Regions from separate parts of the Mus musculus genome. Here regions 1 and 3 are each linked to region 2. The links are chromatin loops, found by intact Hi-C in ENCODE. Cell type or tissue: heart. All regions are shown on one strand. Links, peaks and the distances in the headings refer to the core of each region. The heading gives the core; the rest is flanking DNA. Region 1 holds the start of Msantd2 (Myb/SANT-like DNA-binding domain containing 2). Region 2 holds the start of Spa17 (sperm autoantigenic protein 17). Region 3 holds the start of Esam (endothelial cell-specific adhesion molecule).

Region 1 (7,247 bases), core at 822-5,821, 120 kb before region 2:
TACACAAAATAAAAGCAAATTAATATTTAAATTCAGGAAAACACCGGACACAAAGTGACACCTGAAGGAAGTGACAAAGAATAAAGGGATAGTCTAAATTAAAGTAGTCACATAGTGTATATTGTTTAATACTTTATTTCATATACTATCTTACAAGCAGATGCTTATTTATTTACAACTATCATTTGGATTCACAGTTTTACTTTTTAGGACGCTACTGGAATTTTAATCTTGCTACAGTTTTTTCTTATTAGGGAGGCTCAAGGGTATGGGAAGGAAGAGGAATGAAACAGAAATAAGTGGTAACTGAAGTCTGTGAGAGGGGAGCCCTCTAAGTCGGCCTTACCTAGAAAGGCTTCCTGAGTGAGACTTGATTTGAGAACCATCCAGAATTAGGTGACAGAAGGGAGGACTGCTGTCAGGCTTACATTAAGAGAAAAATAAGCTCTTTGGAGCAGTGGTGGCGCACGCCTTTAATCCCAGCACTTGGGAGGCAGAGGCAGGTGGATTTCTGAGTTCGAGGCCAGCGTGGACTACAGAGTGAGTTCCAGGACAGCCAGGACTGCACAGAGAAACCCTGTCTCAAAAAACCAAAAACCAGCTGGGCGTGGTGGTGCGCCTTTAATCCCAGCACTTGGGAGGCAGAGGCAGGCGGATTTCTGAGTTCGAGGCCAGCCTGGTCTACAAAGTGAGCTCCAGGACAGCCAGGGCTATACAGAGAAACCCTGTCTTGAAAAACCCAAAAAAAAAAAAAAAAAAAAGCCCTTTGGAATTTCTCATTTTGTACATGATTTAAGAATGACTCTTGTGTGGAGATGGCAACCAGTGGGCAGCAGAACAACATCGGCATGGTGGTCATCTGAGGAAACAGCATTATCAAGTTAGAAGCCTTGGAAAGAGTCTGACCAGTGTTCAGCAAGCAGTGTGTCCACATCCCTCCCCAAAGGCCTGTTTGATTGTGATGTAGAATTAGGTCGCGTACATTTTCATATGGAACTTCTTACTAAATAAACTTTTGTGATACTCAAAAAAAAAAAAAAAAAAAAAAGACTCTCCCTTTCGTGTATGCTCAGTACTTTATATTAAAAACAAAAATCTGAGCCGGGCGTGGTGGCACACGCCTTTAATCCCAGCACTCAGGAGGCAGAGGCTGGTGGATTTCTGAGTTCGAGGCCAGCCTGGTCTACAAAGTGAGTTCCAGGACAGCCAGGGCTATACAGAGAAACCCTGTCTCGAAAAAAACAAAAAAAACAAAACAAAAACAAAAACAAAAATCTGGGCCTCATGCAGTGTTTACTGTGAACTGTCCACTATTTTCAGGTTCTTCCTGTATTTACCCATTTAACTCTTAAATAATGCTGTGAGATCTGTCTCACTTCTTAGATGAAGAAATTGTTGCAGGACACAGAAGTGGAATTTGAAGCCAGGCATTCAGACTTCAGAATCCTTAACCTTACCCAAGATGACTGCAAGGTCTTGCTTTTAGATAAGGGGGAACCACTAGTACATGAAAGGCAGAGCCAGGCAGATCAGGGGTTCAAGGACATCTTTGACCATAGTAGGACTTGTCCAAATAAATAAATTCCGTAACGGTTCTTAAGACTTCTTTATACAGCAAACTTAACAAAATACAGTGGTCTCACTTTGTAGTGCTGGCCTGGAACTCATGTAAGACTAGGGTGGTCACAGAACTCTATCTGCTTCTGCCTCCTGAGTGCTGGGGTTAAAGCATGCTATGATGGCATTTTACTATGACAGATGAAGATAGTTATGCCTGATTTTATTACTTAAAGCATAATCCTTTGGCTTTTCAACAATGACCACCATTATTCTATAACTGGCTGACTTCAGCTTTTTCTTTTCCTTGCAAAACCATAACATATATTTGTTAGTTAGAAAAACACTGAGTGACCGAGAGAGACTGCATAATTTATTCATAATATCATTGGTCAGCTGCCTCAGTTACAGTCTGCTTTAAAAACAAAAAACAGAGGCAGGCGGATTTCTGAGTTCTAGGCCAGCCTGGTCTACAAAGTGAGTGCCAGGACAGCCAGGGCTATAACAGAGAAACCCTGTCTCGAAAAAACAAAAAACAAACAAAACAAAACAAACCAAAACCAACCAACAAACAAACAAACACCCCCCCCCCCTTTTTTTTAAATTATCTTGCGTGGGGCCTGGAGAGATTACTCATTAGTTACTCTTACAAGGGACTCAGAACCTGCAGATGGCTTGCAAGTCTTGTAATTCCAGTTCTAAGGGATCTGATGCCTTTTGCTGACCGTTACCAACATCAGGCCCCTTCACACATACACACATAGGCAAACGTTTATACACATAAAACTAAACGAACACATTTTAAAATGAAGTTTAATTTTGTGTGTAAGTGTGGGGATATGGGTGGCATGTCCCATGTATGACGGTCAAAGAACAAGTCATGAGAGCAGGTTGTCTTCAGTCATTGGGCGGGCTTGGCAGCAAATACCTGTACTGGTTGAGGCATCTTTCTGCCACTACTGAGGTTTTAAAGTTAATGATCTGAGATAAACAGGATTTCCAGCTTTAAAGAATATGGAAATTGACTAGGTGGTGGTGGCAGCTCAGGCCTTTAATCCCAACATTCCAGAGGCAGAGGCGGCAGGCGGAGTTTGAGGCCAGCCTGGTCTATAGACTTAGTTCCAGGACAGCCAGGATAACACAGAAAAACCTTGTGTCAAAAACCAAAATAATACCACACAAACAAGGTTATATCTTATAGCTATATGATACTTCAATGTTCAAGACTTTACGGAAATATTCAGGAGTGAGTGATGAGTGCTAATTTACTACTAGGTCACAGGAACAGTTTCATTTCCTTGAACTTGACTGGGAAATTTTAAACCAGTCCCAAATCCCAGTGGACTGAGGTACCGGAGTAGCTATTCTGCTGGGCTCTGGAGCTCTTTCATGTCCCCATTATAGATACTGTATAAAAGCAAGAAAGACATTTACTTTATCATTGGCTACACAGTTACTCAGAGGAACAAGAAAACAAACGAAACGAAGCTTGTGGGTGTGGCTCAGTGACAGGGTGTTTGCCTAGCAGAACACGTGAGTGCAATCAGAGTTGCTATAGAGGCTGAGTTTCTTGAAAAGCTAAAGCGTGCAAACTCTAACTCATATCTGTTCTCGAAAGTCTTGTCCAGAACCACTGCAAGCAGCCTTCCCGCTTTGCCTTCCTCCACATACCCTTTGTAGGGTTTCCTAGTCTCCAGTCTGGACCTCGGTTCCCGTACCTAAAGGCGGGCTTAGAGGGAGGATAGGCTCAGGGGCGGAGACAGGAAAACAGAAATAGCCAATTCGTCCTTAATTCGAGGCCCTCGCGGGCCTCACCCCTGTTGTGAGGGTTGAGATTGGAAAGGAAGTGGGGAGGCTCCAACCAGTCCTTCACTCCCGCGCCCTCATGCCCCCACCCTTCTCTGCTCGGAGCTTGGGTGCGCCGGGTCCCAGCTTCTCCTCCCGGGAGAGGAGCGGCCGGCACCAGCTGGCTGGAGGGGAAAGGCGAAGATTTGCGGGCTGCTTGGGCCAGCCAGACACATCCTCCGGGCCCTCTGACCGCGGCGAGCCACTCAGCCCCGAGCCAGGCCCCAGGGCAGCCCCGGAGACCCCGGTGGCCGGATGCAGGGGTGCGTCACTTCCGGGCGGTGCAGCGGCGGCGGCTTGGAAGATGGCTGCGCCCTGTGGCTCGGAGCTGCCCGCCAACTCGCCGCTCAAAATTCCGAAGATGGAGGTGCTTTCCCCGGCGTCTCCCGGCGACCTGAGCGACGGGAACCCATCGCTGTCCGACCCTTCCACGCCTCGGGGAGCCTCCCCTCTCGGGCCCGGCAGCGCGGCGGGCTCGGGGGCCGCGGCGTCCGGGGGTCTCGGGCTGGGGCTGGGGGGCCGCGGCGCTGCCTCGTCCTCGGTCTCCTTCTCGCCCGGCGGCGGCAGTGGCGGGGCTGCGGCGGCCGCTGCCGCCGCCTGCCGGGGTATGTCGTGGACGCCGGCAGAGACGAACGCGCTCATCGCTGTATGGGGCAACGAGCGGCTGGTGGAGGCGCGGTACCAGCAGCTGGAGGGAGCCGGCACGGTATTCGGCAGCAAGGCCCCTGGGCCGGCCATGTACGAGCGCGTGTCCCGGGCCCTGGCCGAGCTGGGCTACGAGCGGACCCCGTCCCAGTGCCGGGAGCGCATCAAGGTAACCGGCCGCTCTGCCCGGGGCTGCGAACCAGAGGCAGAGAAGGCGGGGAAACGGGCCTGGGGGCGGGGGCCGGGCCGAGCGCGGGGCTCCCCTCCCGGGCCCCGGGTATCCCTTGTGTCTGCTCCGCCTCTTTCTTCTCTCCCTGGGAAGGGGCGCTTCTTTCCAGATGGCCGCCAGCCCGTAGGTTTCCTGAGTTTGAAGTTGGGCGTGTCTGCCGCCGCCCCTCTTTCTTGCCAATTGAGGATGTTCCTGCGCTCTGAAGTTGGTAGTTTCTCTCATTGTGCGCGGGGCCCGCAACTGTCGCGGGTGCTGTCGCCCGCACTGCTTTGTTCCCAGATAGAGGGGCTCCCAGACTGAAGCTTTCCAGCTGGGATGGAATTGAGGAAGGGTAGCAGAGGGCCGGATGAGCGCCCAGTGTAAGATTTTTTTCCTTTGCTGAAGTTTCAAGAATAGAGCATTGGGACGGCTGGCCTTTTGTGTCAGTCGCTTTGCTTGTCAGTTGAGGTGATACAAGGACTAGCAAGATTTGAGGTGCTTTTGGAGAGCTGGAAAGGCTTAGTGAAAGAAAGGTCGTGTATTGTTATCGTGGAGGTAGAGGACAGTAGAGGACACCTTGAACGTTAGTCTGCTTGAAGGTTCTTTTGGAATTTGGACTGGCGATCTTTTCAGAGTCAGGTTGCCTTGAGAGTCAGGAGGCTTCTAATTCTGAGGAAGCCCTCTCTTGTCACCCAGGTTTTTTCTGCTTTAGTTAGGGTGCCCGGATGCGGACAAGTAAAACCGAGTATGCATCTGGCCATCCTTATGCATCAGCATGTTTAAATGTGGAGGCTTAATGTGGGTTAATTTTACCATCAGCCTGCATATCGGTTTACTGTTTCTAATGCGTTGTCTAGGCCTTCGTATCTGCCTTTGCAGACAAGGAGCTGTACTTTAGTTAAGCTCTTCCCTCTTACTAGTGTCTGCTCAGAGTTTCTCCCAGTTTTCATTGAAAACATTACATTGTGTTTACCTAGTGTTCACTTCTCATAGTGAAGGCTACTTTTTCTGGGGACGAAAAAGAGTCACAACTGAGAATATCACATTAGCAAACAACCATAAAACTCAGTAAGAATAGTTGTTTAAGTAAGGGTAATCACACTGAATGGGGGGTGGGGGGGATTGTGCCATAGTTCATGAGGCCTTGGCTCCACAGATGTTCATTTGGAGACGTTGTTACTTAGAAAATTTGTTCCAGAAACAGCGGTTTCATTGTTAACTGTTAGATTAATTTTACACCCATTAGAAAGCAAAGTTAGATTATTTGATTATGTTCATTTGAGGATTCTTATTGAGCTCCTTTGTTAAACAAGAATGTCATTGAGATAATATGTACTAGATAATATGTTGTTTGGATTTCATTCATTGCTTTATTCAGGGTCGTTCATGTTAAATTTGGGGCAGTTTCTTTGAGCTGCCCTGTGTAGCATCCACCCACAAACTTTTCTGGAGTTCTGAGAGTGTCTTAGGCATTTGTAAATTATGCCTGTTTTCTTGATTTTTATTCATAGGATTTTCAAGGTGTACTATCAAAACCTTGCTGAATGTAAATCTCTCCATAAAATTGTTTCTCAAACAACCAGGGGATATCTAGTTGGAATGCTTCATTGTCCAGTTATGAGAAGGAAATCTAAAGCAAAGAAAGGAGATTGAGCCTCTGAAGAATTTAGAGGATCAGTTTACCTGTTTTCAGACAGGTAAGATCAAGTTGACCTCCAACTTTTAGTCTTTTGGGATTATGAGATGATGCTGGGTTCTCTGATACCGTAGCAGTTAACAGACAAGGAGGGATGACAAATGTTTGCTTTTGATCAAGAAACTCAGACTCTGTTAATGTTGATATTTTCCTCCAGAATTAAGGACAAGTTCTAGTCTGGTCCCTCCACAAACCAGCATTCAGTAGGCACTGAATAAATGCTTTGTTCATCTGAGAAAGTAGAGAAAGAGTTTTGGAAGGTATTTTTTTTTTTTTTTAACTTTTTGTTGCTGTGATAAAACACTGACCAAAACCAGTGTAGAGGAAAGGGTTTGTTTGACTAACAGCTTATAGCTTAGGGAAGCTAGGTATTTTAGTTTACTATTGCTTTGAAGAGATACCATGACCAAGGCAATGTATTAAAAGACAGCATTTAATTGCAGGCTTGTTTACAGTTTCAGAGGGTGAGTCTTGGTCCAGGATCATCATGGTGGTCCAGGTCTGGCAGCAGGCATGGCGCTGGAGCAGTAGCAAAGAGCTTACACTGATTCTCAAGCAGGATGCAGAGAGGAAGAGATTGGCTTTCGAAAGCTCAGAGTTTACCCCTGGGGACAAATCTCCTTCCTCAAGACCATGCTTCCTAATCCTTCCCCAAACAGTTCTACCAACTAAAGCCAAGCGTTTAAATATGTGAGTCTGTGGAGGCCATGCTAATTCAAACAGCCTCACCAGGGCCGGAGCTCAAGGAAGGAGTCTGTAGGACCTGAAGCAGAGACCACACAGGAGCACCACATACTGGCTGGCTTCCTTGGCTTGCTCTTCTACCTTTCTTTCTTTCTTTCTTTTTTTTTTTTTTTTTTTGGTTTTTCGAGACAAGGTTTCACTGTATAGCCCTGGCTGTCCTGGAATTCACTCTGTAGACCAGGCTGGCCTCGAACTCAGAAATCCGCCTATCTCTGCCTCCCAAGTGCTGGGATTAAAGGCGTGAGCCACCACGCCCGGCTCTCTACCTTTCTTTCATAGTTCAGGTGTACCTTCCCAGGGATAGCACCACCTACAGTAGGCTGGGCCCGCCTATATCAATTAGCAATTAAGAGACCGCCTTACAGACATGGTTACAACTAGAGGCATTTCCTCAACTGAGTTTCCCTCTTCTCAGGTGTATCTAGGTTTGTGTCAAGTTGATACAAACTGTGACTGAATGTATAAAAATTTATATAAATAAATTATAGTAGTGTTATTGAAAATTAAAAATGTGGACTTTGGAACCCAATTTAAAAAATATTGCATTAAAGC
Region 2 (7,247 bases), core at 1,330-6,329:
AGTTGTAAAGCTGCCCAGGTGGCTGCTGCTATCTGAGCTTGGGTCTTCTGGAAGAGCAGAAGTGCTCTTATCCCCGAAGCTATCTCTATATGCCCAATTTTGATTGGAATTGTTATTATGGGATAGTTGGGGTAGCTTTTCATGTTAAGAGCTATCTGTGTTAATTTTTGTGTGAACCGTTATCTCTTGACATAAAGGCGTTTAACACATGATTTTTACAAGCTATTTATTAGGCTTATTAACTCACTGGGCTGCTGGGACGTGAACTGCAAGCATTTTTCTCAGTTTGTTATTTTGTTTTCTTCATGCTGCTTTGTTACACACAAGCTGACTTCTTATGCTGTCAGTTCCATCAATCTGTTCCTTCAACCGTGTTGCCTTTGAGTTTGAAGCAACTTGGCAAGCAAGATGTTTTTCTTAAGGGATGAAGTACCTCCCAGCATTTATATGGTTTCTTTCTTAGTATTTAAATCTGGAATCAACTTATTATTTATCTGGGGCTATGATATAAAGTATTGATACAATTTTGTTTTCTTATTTTGATCTCAATACTATTTAAGAAGTCCATTTTCTCCTAATGACTTGAGCTACCACTTACACTGTATAGTCACAGGTTTCCTGTCACAAAAATGAAGACTACTAGCCACCCATGAAAAACGGTGGCAAGGGAATTCTTGCCATGTGGGAGACCGGACATTGTTGGTTTAGAAGTCCACACTCATTTATTTTGATTATACTTGTGAAGGTTAAGTTTTTACACTGTATCAGTTGGTAATTCACCTTTAGTTGACGTAAGTGGAAGTGGGTGTGGTGGTTAAGTTTTTTTTTCAAATGGTTTTAGCCACTTGTTTATCAGAGAACTAGTATTCTAAGGCCATTAGTCATCAATTGTTTTTATTACTGTGACCTGGTAACAATGACTCAAATATTTTTTTAATGGTATGCTCCTGAGTTCTAAAATTAAACAAATGACTAAAGATTTTTACTGCATGAATTTGTAAAAGTCAATGTTACAATAACCAAATTCATGTTCATACAAACATTACTTTTAATCAGACAATATATCTTAATAGCTTTCCCCTACTAATATTGTAGATTGTGCAGCAAACATTCACCCTGACTGGATATGAAACAGACCAGCAGGAGTCAGGAAACTGGTGGAAATTTTGAGTTCTTCAAAGGCAGGATCACAAGGGACAGGAGGTGGAGCTGTTCAGTGTGTGTGAGTTATTTGGATTCTATCTGTGTCCTGGGTTTCCTCTCTCTGTAAAATGATTTATGAAGGAACATCTGTTTGCTTAGGGGTATTTCCAGTCTACTTTGCCTAAAGTAATGGTAACAAACCTTCTATACTATGATTGTTCCAGGCAAGAGTAGGTTTTCAGCACAAACATGATGATAATTGTTCTTTCCCCCTTTGACCTGTGAGCCAGATCCTCATATTCATGAATCGTCAAGGCTGGGATTTGTACATCGTACAAAGGAAGTATAGGAACTTCACTTTGGCTTAAAATCAAAGTCACTGCTAGCATGAACCTTAGTCTCTGTGCAGGATGGGACCTGGAAAGTACATAGAATGTAAATTACCTTCCCAGCTGGCAATTCACTTGCCAAAGCAGTTTGTTTCTGTGCCTTCGTTGAAGAACAGTTTCATATACCCCAGCGAAACCCGGTTTATTTAATCTAGGGAGTGTTAAATTATTTTTATAACACTTATGATACTTTCAAATGAGAAGAATCAAAATTTAAAGAAAACTGCAAATTATCCTCTCAGGAAGAACAGGCAGTGAGCTAGCAGGGTTGCCTGAGAATAGGGTCCTTCCATACTGCATCTGTGAGAAATACAGAGAGAATGGCAGGGTACTGAACTGTCACAGCCTGTTGCAAACAGTAAGAGCCGTACTTGCAACCACTGGCCTTATAAAGGCTTTCTGCACAATGACCATGATTTTTAATGTTCTTTTTTTCTTTTTTGTATGTGTGTATGTTTTCATGCTCCCGTGTGTGTGTGTGTGTGTGTGTGTGTATGTGTGTGTGTGTGTGTGTGTGTGTAGTGCTAGATATGTGTTTGCACGTACATGGTGGTCACAGGCTGAAGACATGTATATTCCTCAATCTTAAGTTTTACCATAATGAAATGCTTAGTTTATTTTAAAATTCCTATTTTTTTTTTTAAAAGAGCTTACTCTCTCTTTTCTCTAGAAGGTTCTCAAAATACGCTGCGGCAAAAGCTGGTATATTGTCCGGTTGCTCCCTCAGAATCTCCCGTGTCAGCCCTTCAAGAAGATTTCCAAATCCTTGTGGAATTCGGTAGTGGGTGTTGGAGAAAGGAATCGACATCTCCTCGGAAAGAATTGCCTATATGGTACCTAAAGATTCAGTAAAAAGTGCCTAATTTAAATTATATAATCACAAGTTTCACAAACCAACTCACTATCACGACTCAAATCATTTCTCAAACACACATACCATATTTTGGACTTTAAAAAGAAAAAAGTCACACAATCTAGGTCCTGGTGCTCTCTCTATCTCAGTAGATCTGAATCAAATCCACGCACATCCTATTGTGGCCGAAGTGAACTGACTCTCACAAAATGTTCTCTGACTTCCATAGGCTGACGACATCATGGAGGCCGTGCCCATACACATGCACATACTAAATAAATGAACACCAAATTCACCCCACCACGTCTATCCTTTTCTCCTAGAGTTTTGAATTCTACCACTGAACTATTTTGTTTGTTTTCTGAGACAGAGTCTCTCAACATAGCTCTGGCTGTTCTGTAACTATGTAGACCAGGCTGCCCTCTAACTCAGAGATCTACCTGCCTCTGTCTCCCAAGTGCGGCGATTAGAGCCAGCCTGGTGGATAAACACTATGCTTTGTGAATTATAGTATCATAAATCCAGATCCATTAAATTAGACAAATACATATTTTCAAAGTTAGAGAACCACAGTTTTCACTAGATTAAGTACTTTGTTTTTCTGTCCTTAAGAGGTGAGGGTAGATGTTGCAAGCCCACAGTATTGAAGAGACAATGATTGCTGAGAAGCTGGTATAAACAATCCCCTTTACATTGCTGAGAAGAAACTATTTCAAGTGCAGTACTTGGGAGGCAAGGGTAGGTGGGTCTTTGTGAGTTCAAGGTCAGCCTTGTCTACAGGGTGAGTTTCCGGACAGCCAGGGGCTAAACAGAGAAACCCTGCCTCAAAAACCCAAAAATCAAACAAATAGCAAGCAAGCAAACAAAAATCTAGTCGTTCTAGAAATTATTATAATTTGTTGAATAGTTTCACTTGTTTTTCAGCCCCAACTTTTGAAGCATGTTCTCAAGTGCCTCTGCTTTCTGATGAGGGATTGTGAAAGGGGAGGTCGTGTATTTGGGAGTCAGCTTTTGATGTTTGGGGAATCTTATTTTCTGGTTTTCTCAGGCCTTCTTTTATCTTATTATTCGAGGACTGGCTTAAAGGTGGCTGACATAGGATTTGATTATTGAGAAAAGAGAGCTTCGGGTCTGGGCGTGTGCTCCCTCTGCCTCCCCCAAGAAGCACAAAGGCGGCGCTGGTTGGGGTCGAGGCTGGAGGACTAGAGGTTTAACAAGGCCTAACCTGTGGAGTCTCTTCCCTTTCTCTCTTTTGGCCACAAACAGCAGATTAGATATCGAATCTTGAGAGCTGTGTAAAGCCCTGAACCGGGCGGGGGAGGACAGGCTGTCGAGGGGAAGCAGGTCAAACCGTGGGCGGGACGCCAAAGACCTAGCGTTCCAGATTCTCCGAGAAAGGGCTTGCCAGGCTCTCTGTCTGGTCCAGGAGTTGCGGGAGTATTGGAGATGCGGAGAGACTACGGCACGAAGGAAAATGGCGAAGCCTCCACATTGGAGAGGGAGTGGGGGAAACTGCCTCACCTCTTCTTTCTCTTCAAGCTGGTGCGGATGGTTCCAGTGTTTTATCTCGTTGCTGGGTAACCGTTTTTTTTTTTCTTTTTTCTTTTTTCTTTTTTTTTTAACTACGGAGGCCGGGAGGGGAGCGCCCTGCGCCGCGCCGCGCCGCGCCGCTGATGGTTTCGCGTACTGAAGGCTTGAGGGTGGGGCCCGATAGGTAGACCCTCCCAGGCCCCGCCCACTACGCAAGACCACGCCTCTGCCCTGTCCCCGCCCCCGCATAGGGGCTCTTCCTGAATTCGGCGGGTTAATCAGGATCTTCACAAACATGGTTTCCCCGGGGCCTGTGTTTGGGATAGTGCTGCTCATAATCGCGCGAGTCAGCAGAAGTGCAGGTGAGGTGTCACAGCTGTGCCGGACCCTTGCCTTTCAGATCTTCTGCAGGATCATGGCATGCGTCCCCTTTAAAGGTCTGGTTTGAGTCAGAACTGGACTTTTCGCACCTAGTTCTGGCTCAAGGTACTGTTGGGCCCATCTACTGCCTTTTTCATGCAGGGTACCTCATTTGCAGCATAGGAGGCAGGGAGAGACTTCGGTTTACCCATTGGAATAGGCTCCAGAGTCCCCAGACCGAAGCCTTGAGGAGAGCTCAAAGAGAAGGGGGCGAAGCTTAGTTAGATAATATTTGGAAACAGGTGTCTGAGTCATCCAAAATACTTCAACACCTGCCCCCTCAGTAGTGCCCTTGGGGAGGGCTTCTGTCGGGATGGGTGCCTTGAGGGAATTAAATTTTACTAGTTTCTAAGTGGTTATTAGGGCTAAGAAATACAACCCCCTCACTAGCTCAGAATAATTTAAGGTTCAGCTCTGAATTTTGATACAGCCTAAGAGATACTAGTGGAGGGGTAAGACTCATCACACTGGAGAGGGAGCTATTTCACACTGGCCATTGTGCAGGTCAGAGCTTGTCATCTGACTAACCTGAGCTGGACATTGCCCTCTGCATGGAGATATCAAAAGATAGGAATCTATTCACTTAAAGTAAAAGGTTACTGCTGGAGCCACCCACCCTTCTTTTCTTTGTATCACTGAAAGAGTGGACCTCATCCATAGACTGTCAATAAATGAAATTTGGGGGGGGGGATGAGAATATAGCTCAGTGATAAAGCTCTTGGCTGGAGTGCTAGGAATTTGTGGTCCCATTACCATTATCCTCACAGCAAAAATGAAATTGCAATTCCTTTGGAATTAGATGACGTTGATTCTCATTCTGTCATAAACTACCTTCTGAGGCCTGTCAAGGACATTACTGTCTTCTTTCTTAAGAACTCTGCTACACGAGTAAGCTCCTAGTAGATTGTAAGATCCTTGGCAGCAAGAATTTTTATCTACTATTGGAATTATTTTTCCTTCCAGGGTTGCAGTCTCAATGTGTAAAGTACTAGGTATCATTAAAGAGATATTCATTGAATTCATAGCTGTTCTAATTATTCTTTAAAATTGCTTAATCTATTTGTGCTCTAGTCCCTTGATGGGTAATGTGGTTAGGTTATATCTCTTCATCGGTAGTAACACAATTAACACGTTTATTATAAAGATAATTTCCACCTCTAAATTTTTTTTTTCTCACCATAAATCCATTCACAAAGAGCTTCTATAACTGAATGTTGGCAAACACAGAAGGGCTTGGGAAGGCATTCCCCATCCTATGGACTGCAACATTGTTGCCCATGTAAGGAATATTTTCTTCACTCTGTTCTTCCAACTCAAGTCTTCTCTTTGCTTAGCTCTTATTTATGCGTTTACTTTTCAGCTTTTGTTCTGTATCTACCCAAGACAGGGCCCTCCCACACATATGCCTCCCGGTTTCCCCAGCAGGCTGCCATCCTGCTTATGCAATTCTGGGATGTTGTGGTTCCAGAGTATTTTGCTCATGGTACATGCTTCTTGAGGTTGTTAAGCTTTCCGGATAATCCTTGATTGCCATGTAGGCTTCCTGATCGAACTAGCTCCGGAGTGAGAAAGAAAACTGAGGATTTTTAGGGTTAGCCTGTAACTTAAAAAGCAGTATTAATAGGCCACCAAGCTTGTGAGGGGACCCCCATTAGCTCGACTGCCCTGTTAAGTATAGCCTAAGGGGCCTGCCATCTTTTGTAGCTTTCAGCAAGGAAAATGTCAGCTTTGTTAATTCTAATTCTCTTCCCTGTCTATCACTTTTATTAAAAACAAAAAACCAAAAACCAACCAAACCAAAACAAACCAAAAAGCCCTTAATTTTGTAAAATATTTTCTTTGTAGGATTTTTAAAAACTCTCCCCTGCTGAGACAAATTGGGATGATTTTATGATTTTCCTACTTAAATTTCTATGAGCTCACTGGGATCATTTGGATCAATGCTTGTTATTTAAAAAGTTCTCCGATATAGGCTATGAGTTAAAAATAGAAAAGATCTCGTTAAAGTGAATTCTTATTCAGTCTTGTTAGTGATTCTTAGCACAGAATCCAATATGCAAGTGTGCCTCCTCTTTTCTTTGCTTGTGAAATGGTGACAAGACTTTTTCTCAGAGATTTTTAACCTTCTGTCTCTCCACGATCGTATTTTTGTCTCCTGACTTATCTGAGCTTACTGGAAAGGAAACATTTTCACAGTCGTAAGTGTGGTAAACCAGGTCATCAAAGACAAAAAGCAACAAACAAAACCAATCAACAAAATTACATCATCATCAACAACAAAATAAACCCTCAAGAGAAAACACTTGAAGGGGTTTGGCATTGATAGGATGGAGAGGAGGAGCCAAAGATGGGTACAGCAACATTAGAGGACCTATGAGCTACTAGGAGTGGGCACAGTGATGGAGAGTTAGGGAAGGAAGTGCCTTGTTTTTCTTATCATCACCATCTGTGAGGTGCATGGAAGGTTCATTTTAGTGACTTGAGAGAGGAATGTTAAATTCTAGAGCCAAGTTTTAGAGCAAGGGTTGGCCAAGAACTGTGAAGGGGAAGGAAGGAGAGCATGTACATTAGTTGTTATCTTGGGTTCTAAGTTTCTCTTAATGGTCATGTTCTGCTGTGATACATATTGTTGGAAACTGTTCTTATTATGTTGTTTATTTAATCTGGAGCAACTGGACCCGGTTTTGGAAGATTAAAAGGCTTAAGTGGGCTCATATTCTTTAGTATAGGGACTATATGTTACTTCCTTTTACCGGATCCACATGATGCTGAATCTCCTGATTATGTTCTCCTAAGTGCTTGTTGATATTTATAGGTATTGGTTTTCGCTTTGCTTCATACATCGATAATTACATGGTGCTGCAGAAGGAGCCTTCAGGGGCTGTGATCTGGGGCTTTGGTACACCTGGAGC
Region 3 (7,247 bases), core at 678-5,677, 86 kb before region 2:
TAAGTCTGCTAAGTAGTAAAAGGACAAACTTGATGCCTTGATCTTTCTGTGTCTAAACAAAAGAAAATGAAGATCCAGTAAAAATACAATACTAATGCCTTTGAAGAGTGATCCTTGAGAGAAAAAACTGGAAGGTGCCAGTCCACTAGGCAGTGACTCATGCATATTCCTTTTCTGAGACTCCAGTGGGTCAGGTGCCACTCCACGTGGAGCTTAGCACCCTTGGCTAAGAAGAGTCGCTGGTGGTCAAGGATTGCAGGAGCGTGGGTAACTCATCTTCAGTGGCTTTGCTATAAATGGGCAGCAGGTCCAGACGAGAACCCATAAGCCCTGGTTTTCTCTACTGTTAAAAAAAAAATCACAAGTCAGAAGGTAGTGGTACGGTCCTTTAGTCCCAGTGTTTGGGAGACAGAGTATGATGGATCTCTTGAATTTGAAGGTAGACTAGTCTACAGAGCAAGTTCCAGGACAGCCAGGGCTACACAGAGAGACCTTGTCTCAAAAAAACTAAAAATAAAATTGCATATTTAAAAAAAATTCTTTCCTACAACCCTCAAATGAAGACACCCCCCCCCTCCTTAGTATGATACCGTTTGGCTAATTGATGCTTGTATGTTTTTTCAGGGATTTTAACCACAGAGGTGGTCTGTGTTCTTTGAATCTAAGCTTAAGAAGTAACCTCTTTCTCTAATGTAAGCTGCTAAAAATAGGTGCCACTTCAGGGAGAGTATAAATACCCAGGTACTGTCGGCACAGCACCTGCTCTTAGTGTGTGCAGTATTTGTATGTGGGGGCCTTGGGAGATTCTTGTAGGTTTCCTCTTTGGTCCTCAGGCGAGGATGCACTGATGGTGTGTCATACAGGAGTAAATTCATGGTCACCAGTGCTGAAACAAACATAGTCACAGGCGGAACAAACATTACCAGGAACACTGCATGGCCCCTCCATTGTGACCACTGACCAGTCCAGAATTATCATTAATAGTTGCTGAACTTACCTACGTGTATTCCTTTCCTTCACTAGTTAATAGATGGGGCACAATATTTTAGGAACAGTTGGTGAGGACTTTTTAGACCTGCATAACTGGGAGTGTGGCCTTGTTAGACTCCTGTGACCAAGATGGAGGGCAAAGATAAGATCAAGCCTGAGTTTCCGAGTGGCTTGAAATGGGTTAAAGGTCAGGGAAGAGGACAAAACTGAGCTTTGGGAAATGGAGGCTTGTGAGGACAGTGACTTGCTGATAGGAATATCCTATCTGACCAGAGACAATAGAAAAGAAGACAATAGGCTGTCAGGTAACATTGACATTGAGCATTGTCTCAGACAAGGGGACTGACTAAGACCATAAGCCTTGTAACAGATCCAGGAGGGAGAGAGGCCCTTTTAGTCAAGCTTTGTTTTGACTTCTGGAAAATTTTTAAGTTAAATTGTTTTTATGTGTGTGAGTGTCTTGCCTCCGTGTATGTATATGTACCTACCACATGCGTGGAGGTCAGAAGCATCAGGTTTCCTAGTATTGCAATTATGGATGGTTGTAAACCACCATGTGGATGCTGTGAATTAAACTTTTGTCCTTTGCAAGACCAACACGTCCTCTTGACTGGTGTGAGAAATCTTTCCAGCCCAAATATAAATTCTTTCTAAGATCGTACATGAAGTGTGGTTGAGAGAAACCTATGATGAACCTACCTTGCACTCATCCAATGTTTAGGTTTCGACTTCCTCGGGGTCAGAAGTGGTTAGAATAGGGGACAATGAGGAAAATTCAGGCGTAAAAGCCTGTGAATTCTTCTGTGCCATAGGGACAGTCACTCTCCTTAGGTCCTTAGCTGATTATGTAACAGAGATTTTGGGAAGCAGCTCTTGGGCAGGGATGGACACACCTGTGTCATCAGACGCTTCAGTGTCACTAGGCAAGAGCCAAAGCTTTGTACTTCCTTTTCCTGGGAGGAGTTATTCATTTGGAGTGACAACGTGGTCCAGGCAACAGATGAAGGGTGTTTGAAAGAGGTACTTATGGGACTGGAGACATGGCTTTGGGGTTAAGGGTAAGGATCTTCCGCAGCATTGGGGCTTGATTGCATCTTCTCATAGGGCAGCTCAGAATCCAGGGGATCCGACACCCTCTTCTGGCCTCTACAGGCACTGCACACGTGGTGCAGACACATGCAGGCCCATACACACTTTTTAAAAAATGTTTTTAGTATTCTCAAATCTAGAAAAATCTGATAGGCAAGGAAAACCAAGACAGCCCATCCCTAACATCACCTTTTGACAGTACAAAGTTTGAAAGCTGAGCTGCCAAAGAGGTAGATTCCATAGATGTCAGGGGCAGTCTAGTGTTTGTATAGGCATTTCGTAGAGCCACTGCATGACTGGTATTTGAAGAGGAGCCAGGCTGGGGCTCTTTAGGTAGGAAAAGCCATTGCACAACACTGGAGCTGATGGGGTGTGTAGAGATGAGGAGGCCAGGCTGCCTCTACTGCCTGACAGTTCTGCTCCCTCGGAACAGGCCACGTCAGACATTCGTGGCTATGCCTTCTGTCCTGCGCAGCAAAGCCCTGCCCAAATACTTGAAGCATATTTTTATTTATTGGCTGTTAGGCTGGAACCGGTGCGTTCCCCCTGCTGAAGCAGCCCGGGCCATCAGGGGGCGCAGAGGTGCCGCCACCCCCATCCCCGCCCCCAATGACATGGGTGGGGTGTGGGGTTGAAATTAAATTCACAGCGGAAAGATCTAGTCCTGGGAATTAAAGGATCAGAACTGGCCTAAGCCGTTCACTACAAGGATGGGCGGTTGCGAAGACACCAGCGGCTGTACAGAAGGGAAAGACATTATTTATATCCCGTCCTCCTGCAGCTGCTCCCTCCTCCCTGGTCAGCATTAAGCCTGTGACTGTTGCCTCAGTTTCCTGCTCACCTCCCTTGTACCAGGTCTTCCGTGTTTTCATGAGGCAAAGGTCCGAGACTCCCCCCAGACCCCCATACACTCCGCCTCGGGCCTCGGTTTCTGGAACTCTGGAGAACCAGCCCCTCTCTAGCCTTAGGAGCAGGAAGGCCTGTGGCGTCAGGGCTATGTTGGATGTCTTCCCCAGAAGCCTCGGGCCTGAACCGGGCGGAGAGAGGTGTGGGCTAATAAAGTTCGAATCCCCATTTCAGCGGCTGCTCCTAACCCAGCTGAACCCACACTACACAACGTGGGGGCTCCCCTCTTCCTCCGAGAAGGCTGCTCTGCTTTGATTCGGGATGCCGCACGCCAGGCTTGGAGCGGCCGTTCTGACCCCAGATACAGGGCTTTTATTGTCGGGTCGGGGTCACTTCTTAAATTTAGGTTAGTCCCCCCGCCCCCATTCCTCCTTTTTCACCCTCTATTCCTGACACCTGCCCTGGAGGTATGAGGTAGAGGCCGGCGGATCCGGCTGTTTGAGCCTGGGGAGAGCTCTCTTCCCCCGCTGCGAGTCACTAGCGCGCCGCGCCCGGCAGGACGGTGACCTCTCCACCCCTTTGAATGCCCCGCCCACTGTCCAGTCGGTCTCCACCCCACCTCCCCATCCGCACACCCGCTGACTTGGGTTGGAGCCACCCTGGTCAGTAGCCTGGTTCCTGTGCACATTCGGGTTGCCGCCGCTCACCCACAACACCTGTAGACACCGTGTGTCCAACTCTCCCTGAGTACTCCGGGCCAAGGAGGGCCATGATTCTTCAGGCTGGAACCCCCGAGACCAGCTTGCTGCGGGTTTTGTTCCTGGGACTGAGTACCCTTGGTGAGTCAAACACCGGGTCTGGAGGGCTTTGATCAGGTAAATCTGATCCTAGGGGAGGACTTTAGAGAGTGGGTTTGAAGGGATTTTTGTTTGACATTCTTGTCTTTCCTCATTACTCTCCACTTCTGGACATCACTGGTTGGTGCTACACTTTCTGCCTTCTATGGCTAGAACGGCTTCCAGCTTTGGTGTGGTGTGTGGTGTTGGGGAGGGGGATAAAGGCATCTCCAGCCAAGACCTCTGGGATGAGTTAAGGCAGTTATTCCTGTCTACTCTCTACCCCCACTCATCACAGCTGGATAAGCTGAGGCACTGGATGAGACAGTGACTAAAGGCTTAAGGACTTAGTTCCAGTCCCCCCTCCCCGCACCCCTCATTCAAGCTGATGTGAAAGATCCCTGAGGGAATGCCTGGTCCTCAGTCTTGACGCAAGTACTTCAAGCAGTACTTCACGTCCCAGCATTTCCCCACCAAGCTCTTTTCTTTCCTTCCTGCTTCCTGCCCTGGAAATCAAAGGAGATGCCCCCAAAGCCTGACCATGAGGTCATTTGGACACAGGAAATTCGGGAAGAGGTCAGTTGCTCAGACTCCAGCACACAGCCTACCATCAGGTCTACCATCGTCCTTATCTTTTCTCAGATCCAAAGGAACAAGGAAAATAGGGAGAGGGTGCCAAAGGGTCCAAGAGGAAGGGGACCTCCTGAAACAAGTGTTTGGGTGAGCTCTCCAGGACAACTATCTTAAGCAGGAGCTGGAGGTGGCCCACCCAGTACTATATCTGGAGAGAAATGACTCAGTAGGAACTAAGTCCCTTATAAGCTATTCCCCAGGCTGTTTTGCTCTCTGGGTTTAGAATCCTCGCTTTAACTTCTTCCTTGGGCTAGAGGATGTCAGAGCAAGTAAGACCTGGAAGAATGTAGAGTAGATTCAGTGACATTGATGGGGATCTCCCTGCTCCCACCCATGGTTTCTTTCGGCCTGGTCTGTGTCCTAGTGGTGTTGAGGGCATGAGATCTTAGGTTCCCAAATATGAGTCTCAGAGCTTCTGTGCCCTTCCCTCCAAAGCTTGGAGTGTTTCCTGTGCCTTCAGCTTCTCAGCTCTGCTTTTGCACCTTCAACCTCAGCTTCTGTTTCTTTTCTGCATTCTTCCTCAGCTTGGCCCTTACTGTGTTGGAGAGGGCAATGTCAGCCTCCAAGCAAGGGAGGAAAAACCTATATTGGCTGCCTGAACATCACAGGCATCCTCTGTAGGTCACCCGTGGCCCCTCCTTTTTCTCTTTCAGCTTTTGAGTTTGATTTTGTCATATCAAAGATCCAGAGCCTAAAATGCTACTAATAATGCCACGAAGGTTGCCCTTCTTGGCCTCTGGAGGGTTAAATGCACTCGCTGCTCCTGGGGAAGGCACAAGGCAACCCTCCCCCCCCCCCATGTGCTCTTTCGTGGCTCAGAACTGTCCCTGGAGCGTGAGAAGCCCACAAAGGGAGTTTCTCAGAGAAATAGGGAAACTAAAAATAGTAGCCCTGGGGAGAAGGGCCCATTCGCTCTGCTTAGGCCCTTGGCTCTCTCCTTCTGGTCTTAGATTGGGCTGAACGATGCTATTCTTGAGCAGCTCCGGAGTCCTTCACTGGAACCCAGGGACTCCCCATTTTTCTCCTTGCGGCACCCAGTCACAAAAAGATTTGATCAGTTAGGGGATTCTTCCGTTTCAAGTGACTCTAGAGCAGAGAGCTGGGAAATCCCAGGAGTCCCTTGCTCACCTCGAAGCAAGGGTGTACATGCTGCAACTCACCTCCCACTCCCAGCCCCTGCCCCTCGCTTTGCAAACTGCAAGTGCAAAACCTGGAAGAGGCAGCTAGAACACTCTTGGGGAGGGAAGCTGAAGTCTATCTGATAAAGACATGTTTCCCTCCTTACTGGCCTTACCCCAAGAAGGCTAGGAAGGTGCGCCTGGCGGTAGCGGAACAACCTGCAGGCAGAGTCCCTGGAGGGAAGTGGACCTTCTCAAGGCCGGGTTGTTTTTGCCTGCAGAGCCTCCGGTCTAACGGGCCGGGCTTCATTGTCTTCTGCCTTATCGGCGGGCGCAAGTTTCCTGCTCCGACTGCAGGGATCCGCCAGGAAATGTCAGGGGTGGGGGGTGCCACGAAGGACAAGGAGTAGGGGTGGGAGCCTTGGTTAAGACGCGGCCGGGAAGCGATGGGGGAGGCGCGCATCCTGGCTCGGTAGGGTTCTAAGTCTCCCCAGCCTTCCGATTGGCTTTGCTGGCGCAGATGGTCTGGGGCCTCCGAGCCTCGGCTGCCCGCTCACCTTCTCCAAGGTGGCAGCTTGTCCTGCGTGCAGAGTGCTATGATCCAGGAAGAGCAGGGCCCAGGAAGAGAGCTGCTGGTGTCACCAGGCTCCGCTTTGTGCTAATCCAAAGTCATTTTCCAAAAGGCTTTAGCACTTGGCACTGGAGTGTCATCAGTGTCCCCCTAACCGAAAGGGACACTCCCTTTCCTATCCCCAACGCATGCTGGGGAAGCTTTGTACTTGTGGGAAGAATGTCCTCAACTCTCATCCTGACACTTCCTACAATTCAGTGGCATTTCGCTTTGATAGTCAGGACCCCCAAAAGTGTTCTTGAGGGTTTGGCTGAGTCTCAGGCGTGCGTTTCCCTAGGGTAGCCGACTCAGTGGGACTGAGCCAAGGCCTGGGATTCTCCTAGTCACCAGCAGGCGCTGGAGCTGAGGGCTGGCTCCCGGAGTTCAGAGGGAGCCGCGCGGTTAATGAGTAACTACGTAGCGATCTGCCATCCAGTTGCGAGCTCGGGCTTGAAGAGTCTGGGTGACCTGGCCTGGCATCTCCATTCTCCCTTGCCACCAAGGAGACTGGAGGAGCAAGTGTGTGCCGTGGGGGTGTGGGTCAAAACCAGGTCTGCTTTCCCTTCTGGAATCGCCCTTCTGGAGGTGAATCTGCTCAGACTCTGTACCTCAGGATTAGAATGATTACATAGAAATGTGGTTCCGTCCCTACTCTGAACACTAATAGACGTCGGAGTGAGGAGAAGCAGGACCCTGGGAAAGAGGTCTCCGGGGCACGGCTCCAGGCTTTGTTCTCCAGGGACAGGTTTTCCCCTCAAGCGACGGAAGTTAGGCAGGCTCCTTCGGCTGACTAGGGAACCCACCCTAGGAGCTTACCACCTCCTTGCTCTCTCTTTCAGCTGCCTTCTCCCGAGCTCAGATGGAGTTGCACGTGCCCCCGGGCCTCAACAAATTGGAAGCGGTAGAGGGAGAAGAAGTGGTGCTCCCCGCCTGGTACACGATGGCACGGGAGGAGTCGTGGTCCCACCCCCGGGAGGTGCCCATCCTGATCTGGTTCTTGGAACAAGAAGGGAAGGAACCAAACCAGGTGAGGGGAAAATCTTAGCCAATGACAACTGAGGGGTGTAGGGATGAGCTGGCAGAGAATATAGGGAAGAGAAGACGGCCTATATCAGTGTTGGTTCT

What was found. A loop is a pair of places that touch in the nucleus more often than their neighbours do. Peaks named below come from ENCODE experiments on the same cell type or tissue, not always from the same donor. Only the 100,000 strongest peaks of a DNase experiment are listed, where the experiment ranks them.
Region 1: a loop joins it to region 2, with 7 times the contacts of the local background. A loop is called at or near these places in 4 of 42 quality-filtered maps.
Region 3: a loop joins it to region 2, with 4 times the contacts of the local background. A loop is called at or near these places in 5 of 42 quality-filtered maps.

Annotation. Positions count from the first base shown.
Region 1 is chr9:37,485,618-37,492,864 of GRCm38, forward strand. Msantd2 (Myb/SANT-like DNA-binding domain containing 2) reads left to right here and starts at 3,704. Exons shown (of 4, transcript NM_146222.2): 1 at 3,704-4,216. The coding sequence starts at 3,707. In heart, for the core only: no CTCF peak of the experiment used is centred there; DNase peaks (open chromatin) are centred at 3,634 and 4,274; H3K4me3 peaks cover 2,998 bases; H3K27ac peaks cover 2,601 bases.
Region 2 is chr9:37,609,650-37,616,896 of GRCm38, forward strand. It overlaps Spa17 (sperm autoantigenic protein 17), which reads right to left and starts at 4,071. Exons shown (of 5, transcript NM_011449.2): 1 at 3,907-4,071; 2 at 2,187-2,369. The coding sequence starts at 2,340. It overlaps Siae (sialic acid acetylesterase), which reads left to right and starts at 4,172. Exons shown (of 10, transcript NM_011734.4): 1 at 4,172-4,277; 2 at 7,151-7,247. The coding sequence starts at 4,211. In heart, for the core only: no CTCF peak of the experiment used is centred there; a DNase peak (open chromatin) is centred at 4,132; H3K4me3 peaks cover 1,596 bases; H3K27ac peaks cover 1,753 bases.
Region 3 is chr9:37,524,527-37,531,773 of GRCm38, forward strand. It overlaps Esam (endothelial cell-specific adhesion molecule), which reads left to right and starts at 3,563. Exons shown (of 7, transcript NM_027102.3): 1 at 3,563-3,764; 2 at 6,962-7,149. The coding sequence starts at 3,695. It also overlaps a transcript of Msantd2 not described here. In heart, for the core only: CTCF peaks have their summits at 2,649 (motif pointing right) and 3,478; DNase peaks (open chromatin) are centred at 2,775, 3,535 and 4,235; H3K4me3 peaks cover 3,422 bases; H3K27ac peaks cover 2,826 bases; H3K27me3 peaks cover 1,357 bases.